3 separate regions of the Mus musculus genome follow, and regions 2 and 3 are each linked to region 1. The links are chromatin loops, found by intact Hi-C in ENCODE. Cell type or tissue: heart. All regions are shown on one strand. Each heading gives the region's core, and the rest is flanking DNA. Links, peaks and the distances in the headings are about the cores only. Region 1 holds the start of Nr2c1 (nuclear receptor subfamily 2, group C, member 1). Region 2 holds the start of Metap2 (methionine aminopeptidase 2). Region 3 holds the start of Ndufa12 (NADH:ubiquinone oxidoreductase subunit A12).

Region 1 (6,051 bases), core at 1,313-3,812:
TTTTAAATAATGATTTATGGCACTCAAAACTGTTACTTGTCAGATAGTTTTTGAAATATTCAATGATGTAAACATGTTGCTTCGAGGAAGTGACTGGAATATATTTATGTTAAAAGATAAAATTGAAAGTCTTATTAAAATAGCTAACATGGAAAAGCAGGGCAAAAACTGGTTCTTTGGAGATGTTTACAGTAGAGATGACTTTATAATTGAAAATGACCTCCTTAGGCAGGAAAGATGGTTCAAGGGTTAAGAACCTAAATTCCATTCCTCCACCCATATGTTGGCTCTCTACCCCCTGTATCTCTAGTTCCAGAGGATCTGAAACCCTCCTCTGGCCCCGGAGAGCACAGTACCCTTGTGGTACACAGATATACACACAGGCAAAACACCCATACCCAGAAATCATTAAACCTGGTGGAGATTACCCTCCCCAGAAAGTCACAAGTTCATATTCTTTTATACCTCAATGCTATATGTTAAATATCAAGGTTTACCAAGCATACAGTCAGTCCAAGGAATTCCCCACTTAGGAATCCCAGGGGTAAACTATTAGCAGTTTATCACACAAAACACAAACGGTGCTTCTGTAGCATATACCATTTCCTACCACACTTGTGCCTGACCTCTGAGACCCAGCTCAAATTCCATTCTACCCACTATTTCTGGATGATCCGCTGTATACAGTGTACAGGAAGAGTTAACTGGGATTTAAGGACAGACGTCTATGGTTTCGATTAACTCTTAAAACTTTCAAACAGAGGTCCATTTTTCTGGAGATGGTTTTGAAAGGGTACGTGTGTGTGTGTGTGTGTGCGCGTGCCTGTGCACAGAGGATCTTATAGTGCTACTTTTTGTATGAGGTTGGTCTTTGCTATCACCGGGATAGGAATTACACACTTCACCACACCCTCAGAAGATATTTAGGCTTTGCTGCCTTGTATGGTCCCCTTGAAAACCTTTCACCTTGAAAGCGTTACACAGAATGATGAAATCATGAAATTGGTTAAATTTATTGTCACCATATGTTTAGTTTGTAATGGATACAAGCATCAAGTATCTTCTTTAATGACAATAGAAGCAACATTAAAACGACCTTTGAAACCAGAGTTAGGAGGCTATAAAGGGTGTCCTACAGGCTAGAACTGTACAGAAGGTCTAACTTGGAAACGGGAATTGTGGTTACTGCCACCCTTAGACTAATAGGTCTTTGGAATGATTGCAATTGGAAAACTTACACTGTATCCAAAGGTTCAAGATGCACACCAAAAGGTTACTGGCCATGTTGATACAAAGGACGTAAGACCTTTCCTTTATCTTCTATACATCTTCTGGGGTTTGGATACATGATTTCCAAGCCAGTCTCCACAAGAACTCCAGGTGACCTTTCCTGCTTTGCTTTAGCCTCCTGAGTACTGGGATTACAGGCATGTGTCACCAGCCTGGCTCCTTCCTGCAGGTCATCCAGGCTTTCTGTTCTTTCTCAATGTTAAATGGTCCACAATAAACTCCCACTTTTTCTTCCCTTCCTGGAATCTTCTCTAATGTACTTGCATTTCTGTCCCACCAAACTACAACTCCCAAGACACCCTCCCCAAACGATTTCCTTTTTCATGTTTGCTGTTTGATTAGAACAGATCAATAATCTCTTTCCAAATTTACCAAAGTAGACACGTAAAGTTTAGAGACAATTACTCAACCCGGTAAACAAGCAGACACTGTTTTAAAAACAAAGAACAACCCCTTCCTTGAAGTCTAAGACACACTAACAACTTCCAAGCGGTGGAAAAAAAAGCCCTAAACGGATTTAACTTCAAGTCTCTTTTGCTTGTCCTTTCCAGCTTTGGCTGACCTGCTTAACTCAGGGGTAGGGGACAGCCTGGCAATATCTGCACATCATGAGATGTTGTCTGCAGAAACTCAGGCAGTGCTCCTAACAAAAGAGCTACTGGAAGCTTTGATGTGCCCAGTGCATGAGATAGCCCTAGGCCACCTTCCCTCAGAGAAACAGCCACAGCGGATGCTGGTCCTCTCATGCAAGCAGAATCCTGAGCCGGAGGAGGTGTCATCCCGTAGCCCCGGGGTACATGGTCCCTCCGGTCCTGCGCCCCGCAGCTCCCTGCCCTGCACCCACCACGCGCGCAGCCCCGGGGCGGGGGAAGCGGCGCCGAGACGGAAGCGTTCCCTTTAGGTGAAAGGTCACCGGCCCGGCCCGGCCTCCCAAGGCTTTGGGCAATCCGCTAATGTCCGGCTCTCCGGTAACCGGGAGCTGGGACACTCAGGGACACGGGCGCTCGGGCCACGACGCTCGGCGGTTGGGCCGCCCCGCACCCGACTTACCCCTCCCGCCGCGGCGGCCGCTGGGCTGGAGAGAGCAGAGGCGAGGGGACCCGAGGCCAAGGGGACAGGGGAGCTTTCTGAGTTTGTGTTTTGGGGGTGGGGGTCAGAGTTCGTGACCCCACCCTCGGCTTGGCGGTGCGTGGTGCTCTTGGCGCCTGCGCATTAGCGCGGTGGAGAAGCGGCCGGCGGTGGTGACGTTCCCTGGGCGAAGCCGAGGGCCCCGGAGTCCAGCGGCGGTTCTGGAAGTCGATTGCCCCCTGTAGGTGTGGAGGGAGAGCGCCGCCGCAGCTGCGTGTCCACCCGATGCCCTGTGAGGATGATAGATAGCATCAAGTTCTTCCAATACCTGCAACTCTGGTGTCTGGCCTCCGCGGGCACGCGCACCCAAGTGCACATACCCAAACACACGTAATTGGAAATCAAGGACGACCGAGGGCTGGAGAGATGGCTCAATGGTTAAGAGGACTTGTGGTTCCTCCAGAGAACTTGGCTTGATTCCTAACACCCACCTGGTCTGTGGTCATCTTCTGTAACTTCAGTTCCATTGGATTTGGTGCCCTCTTCTGTGCACAAACATATGTGCAGGCCGAACACCCTACACACTAAGAGTAAAACTCTTGAAAGGAAGGGAGGAAGGCAGGAAGGAAGAAAGAAAGAAGGAAGGAAAGAAAAAGACAAGTCTTTTGAGACCTGGCCTGTCAGAACCCAGACTAGTCTTTTAACTAGTGATTCTCCTGCCTCCCTCTCCAGTGCTGTAGCGGTTTGTTTTGTTTTTAAATTTCATTAATACGGGCGTTTTACCTGCATCTATGCATCTAGGTGTACCTAGTCTAGGTGGAGGCCATCAGATCCTCTAGATGTGAACTTACAGATCGTTTTGAGTAGCCATGCAGGTACTCGGAATTGAACCTGGGCCCTCTACAAGAGCAGCCAATGCTCTTTAACAGCTGAGCCATCTCTCTTGCCCCTTAAAGGAAGTTTTGGTTTGAGAAATAATAAACAACCGAATGGGTCTGGGTTAGGTGTCTTTAATGTCTGGAAAACTGGACTTTGTTGTGGGCACTCTCTTAGATTAGTTCACCAGTGCTAAGGAGTCTGTGTAGGATAACAGGGCCCAGGAAAGAACACCCTGACCCTGACTTGACCCAAGCCCAAGACCTTGTCCCAGAGTCTGATCACAGAATCCCACCAACCCTCAAAGCTTTGGCCAAGATCAAGCCACATAATCCTCCCATCGCAGGCCACCCTGGAAAACCCCACACTCCAAGAAACCCTATATAAAGTCCATTTTTCTGCCCAGTTCCCTGAAGTTTCTTGAAGAGGCAGCCATTTTCCTGTTTTTTTTTTTTTTCCTTCCAGCAAATCTCGTGGGAGGTTTCTTGTGTGGTGTGGATGTGACTCTGTGGTATTCCTTGGCTCATGGTGGCCAGGCTACCTTTTCCAGAAGAGCTGTAACATCACGATTTGGGGAAACTTCCCCCTGCCTGAGCAGAGTGATAACACTGTCTGCCTAGAGCCCAATCCCATAGAACTTCCCAGCAATATGAGAACAGGCTGAGGCAAAGTCGTGTCAAATTTTACTTGACTGTCTTTATCAAAAGCAAGAACACAATCACTGCTGTGTACCTTATGTTCCTAAGGGCTGGGTTTTTTTTGTCCATTTTGCTAGACGATGTGTCCCCAGATAGTTAACAGTTCCTGCTGGTCAATAAAGATCTGCAAAACGAAAGGTCACCTGTGGCAGGAAACTCTGGTCTGTACATCAGGTACTATGTGGTGATCTAGAAACTTCCTTTGCATCAAGATAAACACTGTAGAAAAGCAGCCAGATTCAGGGCAGAAACCTAAGGTATTTTTTTGGGGGGGGGGATATCAAAACTCTTTTTGTGCTAGGTCGAATAATTAATTGTCCCTTATGGCCCCACAGCCTCGGGCCTATAATCTTAGCACTTGAGAAGAAAGGCTGGAGGAACCGGAGCTCAGTCAGTTTGAAGCTAGCCTGGACTGCACCTCTAAGAAAATATTACTATTTCTCTTTGGAATTAAGTATTTAGACATAGAAAAAGGACTTGCAACCTTCCCTACCATTGGGAACTGTTTCATGCTTAGTTCTCTGAAAGTCTACCTCTACCTTTTAGCATTGCTTGGTTTGCCCATAATGCAGCCTTTCCAATAACCTCAAGCTCGTCTCAAAGGTGAACATGATGAAAGTACGCCGGATTCGAGGGAGAAGGGTACTCCAGATGTTTTCTTTCTTCTCAGTTCTCAGTGCACATGCCCAAAGGGATGCTGTGGTTACCATGGTTACCACTCACCTCCAGTTCATGGACTTAAGTCACAAGAAGTTACTTTATTAAAACTGGGACGCAGTGGCTCACGCTTGCAGTGCTGGTACTTGGGAGGCCACGGCAGGAAGGTTGTTATGGATATTTGGTGAGCCTGGACAACAGGGCAAGACCCTGTCTCACAAGGAACTATGTGAATAAACCAGTCTGGAAACAGAAGCCACTTTTAGAGGATTGCTCTAGGTGACATGTTTCTTTTGGTCACAGTCTAGAAAAAGGGGGCCAGTGAGGTTCATCTAAAGGGTATGGCTTAGAAGACCTTGTCAAAGTGGGGCTGGGTGGCACATGCCTACAGTCCCATTTACTAAGGAGGCTGATGTAGAGAGTGTGAACACTGAAGGCCAGCCACCTTGGACTACACAGTATCAACAATCAGTACAAACCAAAACCTCTATAATAAAGGACTTCACACCAGCAGTAGATATTACAGTACATTTATTTTGTATGAATTATAATACATATTAACATTATTTACAATGCTATTTTTATTTATAAATGATCTTATGAACAGTAAGATACAAACCATTATCACTTTATGTAAAAAAAAGGTATTTTGTGAAAAACATTAAAAGTGATTAATTTCTTTTCTGAAATCGGTTTTTACATGCAGCAAATTGCTCCATGAAAAAGATATTTTGATATTTAGTCTTTTAAAAGCTCCTACCACCTTTAACTTCTTTTTTCTAGCAGGCAAACTCCCATCAGAACCACTGCTGTCTTCACTGTGTGGTAAATAAACCTGTCTCCTTTCTTAGAATCCTTTCCCAGTAGTAACTAACGTTTCCTAGAAGGGAAAACACCATAGATTTTCATTTAGAAAATAACATTAAAAGTGGCATAGGCTCCAGAGCACGTGTACCGAAGATATTTTTCAGGGACCCACAGGAGACATCTAACTAGACAAGCAAGCATTTATCCACTGCATGTAAGACATTCTTGTTGGATGTGGGCCAACTCCAGTGAGCAAGGCGAAGTGTTTTCAAGAACAGAATGCAGTAGGAATGGTGAGAGTGTTTATGAGCTGACGACTACAGGAACCAGGGAAAAGAGCACAAACAGTCTGAAGGACAGAAGAACAGGATCCCATCACTGGGAAGTGTCACATAACAAGGGGCAGAGCTGGGCTGACTGGTGTGAGAAAGGCTGAAGCAGGCCAAACCATTGGGAATGCCACTGAAGTTCACAGGCATTGGGATTAAATCAGAATTCTACAGTAATGCAGATTGCTTTGCAATGCCTGAAATAGACTACACAGAAAGAGGGGTTGTAATCGGGAAGGAAAAACAAAACAAAACACGGTTGTTTTCCTAGATAAGGGCTTGAACCCAGGGCCTTCTACATAGCACTGCATAGCAGGCAAGTGAGT
Region 2 (6,051 bases), core at 1,751-4,250, 260 kb after region 1:
CCAGCCTGGTCTACAGAGTGAGTTCCAGGACAGCCAGGGATACGCAGAGCAACCCTGTCTCAAAAAAACCAAACCAAACCAAACCAAACCAAACAAAACAAAACAAAAAAAACAAAAAACAAGAAACAAAAAACAAAAAAAAAAAAAAAAAGAAAAGAGGAAAGAGAAGAAAAGAAAAGAAAAGAGCCCACACTCACAGACATACCTACTCCAACAAGGCCACCCACACCTAATTGTGCCACTCCCTGGGCCAAGTGTACACAAACCATCACACTTTACCCAGCTTCCTTTCTTATACCACCAACCAGAAACACCTGGTTAAGGGATAGAATTGCCTACAGTGGGTTGGGCCCTTCCACATTAATCATTTAATCAAGACAATGTGCCTGTAGACTTCCCTACAGGCCAATCTGATGGATGCATGCTCTCAGTTGAAGTTTCCTCTTCCTGGATGTCTCTAGCTCGTGTCTAGTTTGTAGTCTCTAGACAGAGACCATGAGGAAGGTGAAGAATTCCACTACTAAGTGTATGCTTTTACAAGAACAACTTTGTTACAAGATAAGAAGAAAGTCTATTAAGACAAAATCTGAGGGGACTATCCTGAGTTAGAAGAATTTTACTACTCTTGCAGTTGCAAAGAGAAGCTAATAACACATTGTAAAATAAAAGCTAATTTGAGATGTCATGAGATACAGTAAAGATAAAGAAAATAGTTGTTGGTGGTGGTACTTGCCTTTAATCCCAACACTTGGGAGGCAGAGGCAGGCAGATATTTGAGTTTGAGGCTATTAGTCTACAGAGAGAGTTCTAGGACAGCCAGGGCTGTCTTGAAACACTCCCACTGTCTCTCCCCTCCCCCGCCAAAAAAATATAGGAAAAATATTATAGAGGGCAAGGAAAATATGTTTAATTTCAAGAAAAGTCCTTTCCAGAACCCTAAGGAGAGGATTACAATTCCCTAGTGGAATGGGTTTGGGATTCTTCATCCTCAAAGCAGATCCTTAGTGCACTCCAATTTCTTTTTAATATCTTTTGTTAGTATCTCCTAACAAAGTTGTCCTATTAAAGCATCAGTGGCTTCCTAAGACCAGAAACCAACAGCGTCTTTTGAGACTGTGCCGTCTACCCTTTCTGTAGTAGGTTTTTTTTAAAGATTAATCTATTTATTATATGTAAGTTTAGTGTAGCTGTTTTCAGACACACCAGAAGAGGGCATCAGATCTCATTATGGATGGTTGTAAGCTATGTGTTTGCTGGGATTTGAACTCAGGACCTTCAGAAGAGCAGTCAGTGCTCCTTGACAGAATCTCCAATACCCACCCCCAAATCAAACCCCCAAACTTGCAAACACCAGTGTCCTCTTGGTTTTCTTTGTACTTTGGTCACTGAACTTTCAAGCCTTCTGCCACACTTGGGCCCAATGCTGCTAGCATCCCTATCTCTAGTAAACATTCCTCAGGATGACTGGGTATCTTTGTCTGCATGCCCTGCAGGGATCTCAACCTTTGGATGTAGGCAGTTTATCTTTGACTCCACCTCATCCACAGCCTCCTGGGCCAGAAACCTGGGTGCCATTCTTACCTTCTCCCCCGCCTCCAAGATCAAGGTCAGTTATATTCTCTTAATTATACTTCAGAAATATTTCTGTCTTCAAGCCTCTTGTCCCTGGTCCCCAGTTATAGCCTTTGCCTACACTTTCATCGGTATTGATACCAGCAGTAGCTTACTACTTCTCTATGACCTCTAGCTTCTGCCATCTTCGTTCTACCTTTAGAACAGAGACCATCAGACCTAAAGATCCCTTTTTTCAGTAAAGGTGTGCACCACCACTAGGCTTTGCTTCTGTTTTTATAGTGCTGGGGATTAATGTAGGGTCTTTAGCATTAGAACAAGTGCTCAACCGCTGAGCTACACACTCCCAGGCCCCATTTTATGTAGCTGTGGTCAGGCCTGTATAAAGTGAAACCGCTAACAAAGAGAACCTTCGAAGCTATTCTGACATCAATGAAATTTGGTACCTAGTTTAAAACTAATGAAAACACCAGAACTCTCTAGCTGGGCAAAGATCCTTACTGATGATAACTCCTTGGTTTATCCAGATAGCTACTCACCATCTACTTTGGCAATGGTCTAAAAAGAAAAGAAAATTGCAATCTGAATAAGGGACTCTGATGAAGCACTAGGGGAAAAGACATGGGCAGAATTCAAGCATACTTTGTTGAAGCATCTAAAAGTGAAGAACTGACTGAAAACTAAGAAGAGTGTGTGTTTTGGCATTATTGAGGAAGGCCTGTTCCCATTGGTCAGAACCTGCACTTGTCTCAAAATAAGAGACGCGTGAGAACGTAGTGTCCTTTTATTTTGAGACGGGGTCTCTAAATAATCCTGGAAACTCACTCTGCAGACCATATTGGCCTCGCATTTACAGAGATTCTCCCGCTTCTCTGCGGAGTGCTGGGATTAAACGGATTAACCGCCTCCAAGCGATGATCCTATCTTGAACCATCGGAGGTTTGGAGTGCAGCATACGAAACGCGGAATTCCGGCTTCCAAAATTATCCCACGCTTCTCGACAGCTTCCCCGCGAGCTGTGACAGTGAGTTTAACGCGGTCTTTGAGTCATCAAGAATGTGTGTGATAAATACATTATTTTAACCCTCTCTCATCACTGCCTGTAGGATTTTTTTTTTTAAATAGGGAACACTAAATTCCTCGTGTTAGTGGCATCTCCTGCGCACTCTGGAGCGAAGCCCCCCTGCTTTTTCCCAGGCTGGGAAGATGCGCACAGGGGGTGCAGAAGCTTAGGGTCAGAGTAAGCGCTGAGCCAGGAGAGGGGGCGGGCACTTAGACCGCGTGCTGCAGAGTCCTCCGCCGTCCCAGCATTCCCTGCGTCCGGACCATCGAGCGCGGCTTCCGGCGTCGCTGGTGGAGGTGGGTGAAGAAGGAGCGGGCCCTCGCCGCTCGTTCTCGCTCCCTCTCTCTCTCTCTCTCTCCCTCTCTCTTTCTCGGGCAACATGGCGGGCGTGGAGCAGGCAGCGTCCTTCGGGGGCCACCTGAATGGCGACCTGGATCCAGACGACAGGGAAGAGGGAACCTCCAGCACGGCCGAGGAAGCCGCCAAGAAGAAAAGACGGAAGAAGAAGAAGGGCAAAGGGGCTGTGTCAGGTAAAGGAGTCGTGCTTTCGCCGTCCCTGCCCGGCATGGCCGAATGACTTGGCTCAGGCCCGCCAGGGGTGCCCGGGGGATGGGAACCGGGAGGGAGCCCTGGCCCTCGTTCAATCGTCAGGCCTGGCGGAGTGGCTGGCATGGCCAGCTTTCCGTGCCACGGCTCCTCGGTAATGGTGGGAGGGTGTAGGGGATGAGAGCGCCTCCGCTTCCCGAATGGTAGCGCTAGCGAGGGTCTCCGGGGCGCGATTTCAGCTCCCACGCAGACAGTGGCACGGACCTGAAACATGCACAGGATTCAGCTCCACCATCTTCGGCGCGGGTTTTGGACACCGCCTCGGAATCCCTTCCGACCCTAGTTGCGGCCTGGTTGCTGGACCTACCTATTTTGGTCCAGGGTTGGGGGTTGGGTATTGGAGCAGATTGCCGGGACGGTACGTCCTCCCCTTGTGTCATTCGCATGCATACTAGGGCTTCAGTTTTGGATTGCAGATTAGGGGGGGTTCGTCTCTGAGTCTCTGTCCTTACAGACAGCTCCTGTCACTGACCGTTGGGTGGTGGTGCAAAAATCTCACAGCATGCTCAACCTTTAGGGTTTGCAGGCCTGAATTTTGATGCCACTTGGCATGCGGTGCAGCCAGCGTAGTCTGCGATTATGAATGGATTTTCCCCAGCTAGTAATAACCTAGTTCCGTGGGTAAGGCGAGGACACAGCCGCATGTTTACAGTTGGACCACGTTAACCAGGAACATGTCTTATCTTGAGACGTTTTTGTTTCACAACCACCTCAGGGTTTGGTTTTTTCTTTTTTTTTTTTTTTTGTATTTAAGGGTCATCAGATAAAGGATGAGAGAAAAATGGAGTTGGAATTAAGAGAAAGTGGTGTGAACTTTTCTGCCTACTTAAGAATTTTGGTGGTTAGATGGGAGTGAAAAGCAAGAGTCGGCGTATCTTTGTAGGCCTTCCCTAGAGCAGAATTTAATCTAGGGGCATTCTGTTGTGGCTCGGTGGGCTTGCAGTACATTCTGAACTCTGCAGTTTGCCCTTGAAGGTGAGCAACAGACAATTGGTTTATAGGTTTGTTTGTTAGTTTGTTTGTTTTTGAAACAGGGCTTCCTCTGTGGTGGTTGGGATTCTCAGTAGACCATGCTAGCCTTATGAACTAAGAGATTCTCCTGTCTGTGTCTCCAGAGTACAGCATCAAAGTTGTGCAGCACTCTATCTGGCAGTTTTAGTTCTTTGGAACAGGGTTTTACTATGCGTCCTTGGCTGTGGGGCCAGGGGGTGGGGAGGGGGGGCTGGCTTCCAATTCACAGAGATCCACTGGCCTATTCTTAATATTTTTAAGTTGTTTCTCAGTGGGAATCTTCTTTAGTAGCCAGCATGTGCTGGAGTATATTTAATATATTTATCTGTGTGGGCATACTGCTCCTACAGATGGGTGGCTTAGCTGGGTGTGGTGGCGCACGCCTTTAGTCCCAGCACTCGGGAGGCAGAGGCAGGCGGATTTCTGAGTTCGAGGCCAGCCAGGTCTACAAAGTGAGTTCCAGGACAGCCAGGACTATACAGAGAAACCCTGTCTCGGAAAAACAAACAAACAAACAAACAAACAGATGGGTGGTTTAGATATTTACAATGTTGCATTTTAGTAATGGATTATCTTTCCCTATCTAGATTTGTTGTTGTCATTGTTGTTGTTGTTCAGCTGGTGTGTAATCTCTTCTTCCTATGGCCTTCAGCTTGTAGTGCCTATTTTGTATATATGTATAGTAATCACAATACATATTTTGTTGTCGCTGGGCAGTGGTGGCGCACATCTTTAATCCCAGCACTTGGGAGGCAGAGGCAGGCGAATTTCTTTTTTTCTTTTCTTTTTTTTTGAGACAGGGTTTCTCTGTGTAGCCCTGGCTGTCCTGGAACTCACTCTGTAGACCAGGCCGGCCTCGAACTCAGAAATCCACCTGCCTCTGCCTCCCGAGTGCTGGGATTAAAGGTGTGTGCCACCACGCCCGGCTGGCAGGCGAATTTCTGAGTTCAAGGCCAGCCTCAACTACAGAGTGAGTTCCAGGACAGCCAGGACTGCATAGAGAAACCCTGTTTTGAAAAACCAAAAATAAGTAAATAAATAAATAAAAATATCTGTTGTCATCTAATTTTTAAAACTTCTTTAAGGTTAAATTGCTTAGGGTAGGGATCAACTTACATTTCTGTTTATCCTGTAGGGGCTATCATATATAATGGAGAATTCTCTAGAATGACCTGAGTAGACGGGACTACTTGGGTCTGGAAGTTTCTCTCTGTGGTTTAACAAGTAATGCTACTGCTTCTGTTTAGTTTCTCATGCTGCTTATTGTGAAAAGATCCGTGAACTGTACAGGATCATTAGAAAATATCCAGGCGTGGGAATCATTTGATTGTCCTGTTTTGTTTGAACAGCAGTGCAACAAGAACTTGATAAAGAATCCGGAGCCTTGGTGGATGAAGTAGCAAAACAGCTGGAGAGCCAAGCACTGGAGGAGAAGGAGAGAGATGACGACGATGAAGGTAAGCACTGGTTCTCAGCCTTGTTACAAAAGACAGAAAAGGCAACTTTTATGGTTTTTTTTAAAGATTATTTTCTTTTAATGTGTCTGTGCAAGTGCTGGCATGTAGTGCACAGTGTTCATGCTAGCCTAACCTTCAGAGACCACAGAAGGGTGTTGGATACTTGGAACTGCAGTTACAGGCAGTTCTGAGCTGCCTGATGTGGGTGCTAAGAACCAAACCTGGGTCCTCTGTAGCAGTATCAAGTGCTCTTAAGCCGGCTCTCCAGCCCTGAAAACAAGACGTTAATTAAGGAAATGTTTTTTTTTTTAAATAGATTTATTTTATGTATGTGAGTACATT
Region 3 (6,051 bases), core at 2,154-4,653, 51 kb before region 1:
AGCCCAGCCTACTTGGTGAATTCCAGGCCAGTGGAAGGAAAAAAGGTGAATGGGACCTGAGACACAATACCCAAGGTTGTCCTCTGGCCTACACACCCACACAGTCCACATACTACAAACACACACACACACACACACACACACACACACACACACACACACACCATACTACACATATACACTCAACATTGTGTACACGTACACTACACAGATCACATATTACACACATATACCAATATTGTACACACATACTACACATAGCACATACTACATACACATCACATATTAAACACAAACATGTACCCAACGTAGTACACACACATACTATACATAGCATATACTACATACACACATACCTCCAATATAGTATACAAATACACACACATACACCCCAAAAGCTCATAGACCCATTGACAGGACAGCTGAATTCCAGAGCAGACTGAGTGGCACAGAAAACACATATCACAGAAAAGCAGAAGAATGGATAACTAAACATGAACTGCAATCCAACAGGTCAGTTATACACAAGTCATTTGCAATTTCAATTCAAGGAGACCTGATGTCTCCATGGACAGCAGGCAGGCATGTGGCACATGGACATACACACAGGCAAAACCCATAAAATAAAGTAATTAATATTATATAAATAAAATAAATAGATAATTTTTATGTTGAAAGTTCATGTTCACACTTGGCAACTCCACTTCTAGGAATTTGTTTTTAGACTATGTATTTATTTTTTAAAAATTCTTTTTAAAAATTGTATGTGTTTTGCCTGAGTACGTATGTACGTATGTGCACCCCATGTGTGCCTGGTACCCGTGGAGGCCAGAAGAAGGCATCAGATTCCCCTGGAACTGGAGTTCCAGAGAGCTGTGAGCTGCCAGGTGGGTGCTATGAACTGAACCCAAGGCTCTGCAAGAGCAGCCAGAGCTCTTAATCACAGAGTTGTCTCTCTGGCCCTCATTCAAGCCTTTAAAACATGCATAAGTCGCAGTATTAAAATACAAGTAAAATTACAGGGGCCAGTGAGATGGCCGCAGGTAAAGGGGCTTGTGGCTAAGTGTGAGGGCCTGAGTTCAATCCCTGCATCCTATACTATGGAAGGAGAGAACTGACTCCCACATGTTGTTCTCTGACACACGTGCACCCCGGCACTCAAACAGCCACGCATGAAAACACATTTAAGTACATGTGATTAAAACCTTCTAGAAAGAAAATAATAATAAAGTCACAACAGAAGGCGCTTCCTACGTTCTCTCCTTTTCTTTTTATCCCTGAACCTAGGGCCGACAAGGACAGTTCCCGGTCACCGAACCACTTGATATTCTCACCTCAGCTTTCACTCTTTATTTTATATGACAAATTTTAATATTTTCAATACTACCTATCATTCTAACAATTAGCAAAAATAAAGGTACTTATATTTTAGTGTGAGACGAGAAGAAAGAAGAGGGAGAAGGAAAGTTACTTTAATTCCTAACAACAAAATACTGAGTAGAAAGAATATCTCCCTGGGGCTCTGTTGCCATTTCTGTCATATGATCAAGTCTCTTTGGCGAAGACATTTCCTCAAGGTTTGGCTGCGTCATCTATGAAAACCTGTTTTTGGGGTTTTGTTTGATAGGGTTTCTATGCAGTCCAGGCTATCCTGGCTAGCCTCAGACCTTTGGCAATTCTCTTGCCCCTGCCTTCAGAGTACTTGGACCACAGGAGCCACGATGCTCCAGCTCAGATTACTTAAAATCTGACCAAAGCTTAAAGTTCTGTGGTTTGTGTTTAAAATGTTATGGTTGGCCGGGCGGTGGTGGTGCACGCCTTTAGTCCCAGCACTTGGGAGGCAGAGGCAGGCGGATTTCTGAGTTCGAGGCCAGCCTGGTCTACAGAGTGAGTTCCAGGACAGCCAGGGCTACACAGAGAAACCCTGTCTCAAAAAAAAAAAAAAAAAAAAAAAAAAAAAAAAAAAAAAAAAGAAAATGTTACAGAATAAGATGCAAACGTCTGGGGCACCAACTTGCAGCCACATAAGTCTGGCTTACACACCTCTACAGAATAGTATGAGGTGATAGATGGCTTGGCTTCTTCACCTGAAAGATGAGGTCTGGGGTCGTTGAAGGGTGTACTTCAGGTCACTATGTATGGTGGCAGGTGCCCAAACTGGCTGAGCCATCCCCTCTGCCCACGTTTTAAATTTCCTATTGAGTTTTCCGTTCCAAGTCACTTAGTATCTGTTCATGCATGATGTCAAAACTAGACTCTGAATCCTAACCCCATCCATTTATACACACACACACACACACACACACACACACACACACACACACACACACACAAAATCTATAAATACTGGGCTGGAGAGATGGCTCAGCGGTTAAGAGCACCGACTGCTCTTCCAGAGGTCCTGAGTTCAAACCCCAGCAACCACATGGTGGCTCACAACCATTTGTAACAAGATCTGACACCCTCTTCAGGGGTGTCTGAAGACAGCTACAGTGTACTTACATATAATAATAAAATAAATCTTAAAAAAATAAAAGAAAAAGAAAATACTGCACTCACCAAAAAATTGCTTGTTGTCTTCGTAGTATTTATTTCCATATTTGTCTTCTCCCACCAGTGTACCAATCCTTATATCATTTGCCCTTTAAGAAGTACACAGAGGAAAAAAAAGGCATCTCAGAATGATTCACACTGTTCAAGACAAACCCAGAAACAGACCGTACCACCGACTGTTTCTGCATCGACACAAGAACGAGATGCTACGGGGGATGCTCGCTGCTTGTACACCTCTAGCCTTCAGCCGAAGGCTCTTGCCACTCAACGCTCACGAATTAACTTTCTGGCAAAGAGCTCTGGAGTCTCCTGTGTTGTCCCAGCAGCATGCAGACAGGTGTGTGTGTGTGGGGGGGGTAATCAACCAAACAACTGATGTGCTTAGATTGCATATAAAACACTACTTTCCAGCTACGGTCCACGTATGTAGATACGTGCACCCTGAGACACTAAGTTAGCAAAACCTTCAGGCAGTCAAAGTACTTCATCATCTTCGTATTACGAGTGTCCCCTGGATTATTCACTGGTCCTCCGGATTTGCTGCGATTTATGGGGCTAATCGGGACTAGCATGATCGCCACCTTCAACTTCTTACTGTACACAGTGCAGAGGAAAACTTGCCCAAGGTCACCGTGAGGGGTAGAGGGGTTGCTATGCTAAGCCTCATTACACCCCAGGACTCGAGCCCGGAGCATCCCGGCTACCCTAGCACCTGCGTCACAGCTCCGCCACTAGGGGCTGAGTAGGGCCCAGAGACGTCTCAGTCCAAGGAACTCAACTCTTGGGACTGAACTTGTCCTTGACCGGATCCCTGGACCTCCAAAGTGATCTAATCTGAGCTCCTTTCCAGGAAAGCAGCCAGCGGAGGTGCGTCCCCAGAGACCCAGGGTCTAGCCCTGGCCTCCTACCTGAAGAAAACCCGTAGGAGGCCCCGCAGGCCGCCGTGGCCGGTGACCTGCTGCACGCCGCGCTTCAGGACCTCCACCAGCTCCATTCTCATCTGCATGGTCCGCCCCTTCCGTGTTCGGGTAAAACCCGCCGGGCGGAAGACGAGATACTCAAGGCGCCACCGTTTGGAGGTTCCTGCTCGTCAACCGGCCGCGGAGGTCGTTCTACGCAGGCGCAGAGCTGGAGGTCGCGCAGGGAGGATTATCTGGGGTTTTACAGTACAGGTTGGTGTCTTCCTAAAGGTGAAATTAATGTTTTCGGAGGCTGTACCCAGAAAGCGACCCTGCGGGGAGAAGTACGCCAAGCAAAGCTTTCCCAGATGGGAGTTTCTCCTGTCGAAATAAGTTTCTTCCTCCAGACAACGATGACGCACATTCCAAAAATTCCTTATAGCACTAGAAGCTAAGAAATGCATTACTGACCCCACAGCGGTATTGTACATTTAATACAGAGTGCGTATGATTTTGAATTCATTAAGCGTCGGTATGCTGGTAGATGAGTGATGAAGAATTGCAAAGAATAAGATTAAGTAAAATACCTGAAGGATTTGTTATTTTATTGTTGCAAGGTGTAAGCACAGACACTAGGTAGACTTCATCACAGAGTTAGTGCTTTACAAAATAATAAAATAAATAAACAATACTGGCAAACCCCTAGCCATAAAAAAGAAAAAGAAAAGAAAAGAAAGAAGAAACTAGGATTAATAAAATTAAAGATTAAAAATAGTTAAGTGTCAAGTCGACAAGGCTGGCCAGATTGCGAACCTCGGGAATACACCTGCCTCCACATCCCTGGAACTGAGTCTACAAAGGTGCCACCATACCCGAATTTTCTACATGGGCTCTGAGCTGTAACTTCTTTTCTCACGCTTGCAAGGTAGGCTAAGATCAAACCCAGGTCCTTGGCAAGAGCAGCTAATATTCTTAATTTCATTTTAAAAATATTTTGCGTTATTTGCATATTGTTTCCAAGCCCTGTGTGTCTTTACATATTCCTCACAATATGTATGTTTTTTGATGACTAGAATGCAGGGGAGTCACAGGAGACTTCTGATAGCAGGATAGAAGGCAAATTGGCCTCCAGCTCTTTCCCTTAGAACACAGCCAGTAGGCAGTAAGGAGCAGAACAGAGAGACTCTGGCCATGCCCAGATTCTGTCCCACTGCAAGTCCCAGCTAACAGCCACTAATACTCAGTGACTACAGAGATTTAAACCCATGATTTCTGCCAGACCCCTGTTCTGACTGAATGGAGATAGGTTGTCCCTGACCACCTCTGTCTGTATTATACATTCATGTGAAAATGCACACTTCTAACTGGTAGGTTTGGGGTGGCTAACCGCAAAACCTTGATGCTTGACATACTGCCAATAGTTTTGAAGCCCCTTCTATATCCTTCCCCGTTTGCACCTTCCTCCTCCCTTCCCAACTATTACCTAGACTTGATGCTCTTGCTTCTTGACTACATTTTATATGTATATGTACATGTAAATGTACTGTTACACAGATGTAACAGTAAACTAGTTAAATCATATTCTCTATGCTTTATGTACTTATTCAAATCGATGCAGGTTTTCTTTGTTTATATAATCTTAAACTCCATGTGTGTGTGGGGAGCACAAAGGAAAGAGACTGAACTCAGATAGCTGCATTTCCACAGAAAGTGCTCTGACCCTCTAAGCCATCTTGCCATTATTTTTGTTCTTAAAATGCTTATATGATTTTTCTCCCTTCTACTGCTGGAGACTGAACCTAGGGCCTTGTAAATGCTAACCTAAGCACAAGCTCTCCCACTGGGATGCCCTATGACGCAGAGGGCATCCAATCACCAAATAAATAGGTCATTGAAATAAAATACATTGACAGGATACAGAAATTTGTAATGCAAGTCACATTTTAATACAGTTTTAAAAAGACTTCCCAATGTAACTACAAATTTCATCAGGAAAAATATCTCAAAGAAATAACCATTAGGACACTTTTTTTTTTTTGGTGAATCCTTGGCTTATTATCTTGAGATGATAAAGGTATCAAAGGAGCCAACATTTTGACACTGTGATATGACATCGTCATCTACAGATGTGCTGGGATGCAGGTTACACATGCCCTACTGAGACTTTCTGCGTGAGCATTTTATGCTCTATGCACTATTCCCTGGCAGCTTCTTATAAATAGAACTGTTGACAGGATGAAACAGGAAATAAAGCCCTCCTAGTAAGTTGGTAACATTTGCAAGACTACACTTTTAAACTTTTTGTTACTACTGTTAGTAGTAAAATCCACCACCCCCCATAGAAAAATTCAGCAAAACTTTTTATTAATAATAAAGAATGTAATCTAACTGCAATAAAATCTCTGTGTTTGAAAAATAAATACCAGCGTGTGGTGCATGTCTATAATCCCAGCAACGGGGAGTGGGAGGCAGGAAGATAACGGCAAACTTGAGTTCAGCTTGGGCTGGGTAGCAAGATCCTGTCTCAAGAAAACAAAACAGAGATGTGGAAAAGAAGGACGGAGAGAGGGAGAGGGAGAAAGAAGAAAGGGAAGAGGAG

The links. Hi-C counts contacts between places; a loop is a spot of excess contacts. Peaks named below come from ENCODE experiments on the same cell type or tissue, not always from the same donor. Only the 100,000 strongest peaks of a DNase experiment are listed, where the experiment ranks them.
Region 2: a loop joins it to region 1, with 2.4 times the contacts of the local background. A loop is called at or near these places in 2 of 42 quality-filtered maps.
Region 3: it touches region 1 in a loop (2.7-fold over the local background); 6 of 42 quality-filtered maps call a loop at or near these places.

The regions. Positions count from the first base shown.
Region 1 is chr10:94,144,392-94,150,442 of GRCm38, reverse strand. It overlaps Nr2c1 (nuclear receptor subfamily 2, group C, member 1), which reads right to left and starts at 2,512. Exons shown (of 14, transcript NM_011629.3): 1 at 2,341-2,512. It overlaps Fgd6 (FYVE, RhoGEF and PH domain containing 6), which reads right to left. Exons shown (of 21, transcript NM_053072.3): 21 at 5,104-6,051. In heart, for the core only: a CTCF peak has its summit at 2,608; DNase peaks (open chromatin) are centred at 2,242 and 2,542; H3K4me3 peaks cover 1,900 bases; H3K27ac peaks cover 1,825 bases.
Region 2 is chr10:93,886,652-93,892,702 of GRCm38, reverse strand. Metap2 (methionine aminopeptidase 2) reads left to right here and starts at 1,501. Exons shown (of 12, transcript NM_019648.3): 1 at 1,501-1,606; 2 at 2,429-3,165; 3 at 5,602-5,709. The coding sequence starts at 3,015. In heart, for the core only: no CTCF peak of the experiment used is centred there; a DNase peak (open chromatin) is centred at 2,892; H3K4me3 peaks cover 2,415 bases; H3K27ac peaks cover 2,414 bases.
Region 3 is chr10:94,196,541-94,202,591 of GRCm38, reverse strand. It overlaps Ndufa12 (NADH:ubiquinone oxidoreductase subunit A12), which reads right to left and starts at 3,557. Exons shown (of 4, transcript NM_025551.4): 1 at 3,462-3,557; 2 at 2,560-2,642. The coding sequence starts at 3,547. Nr2c1 (nuclear receptor subfamily 2, group C, member 1) reads right to left here. Exons shown (of 14, transcript NM_011629.3): 14 at 5,378-6,051. In heart, for the core only: a CTCF peak has its summit at 3,294; a DNase peak (open chromatin) is centred at 3,601; H3K4me3 peaks cover 2,056 bases; H3K27ac peaks cover 1,422 bases.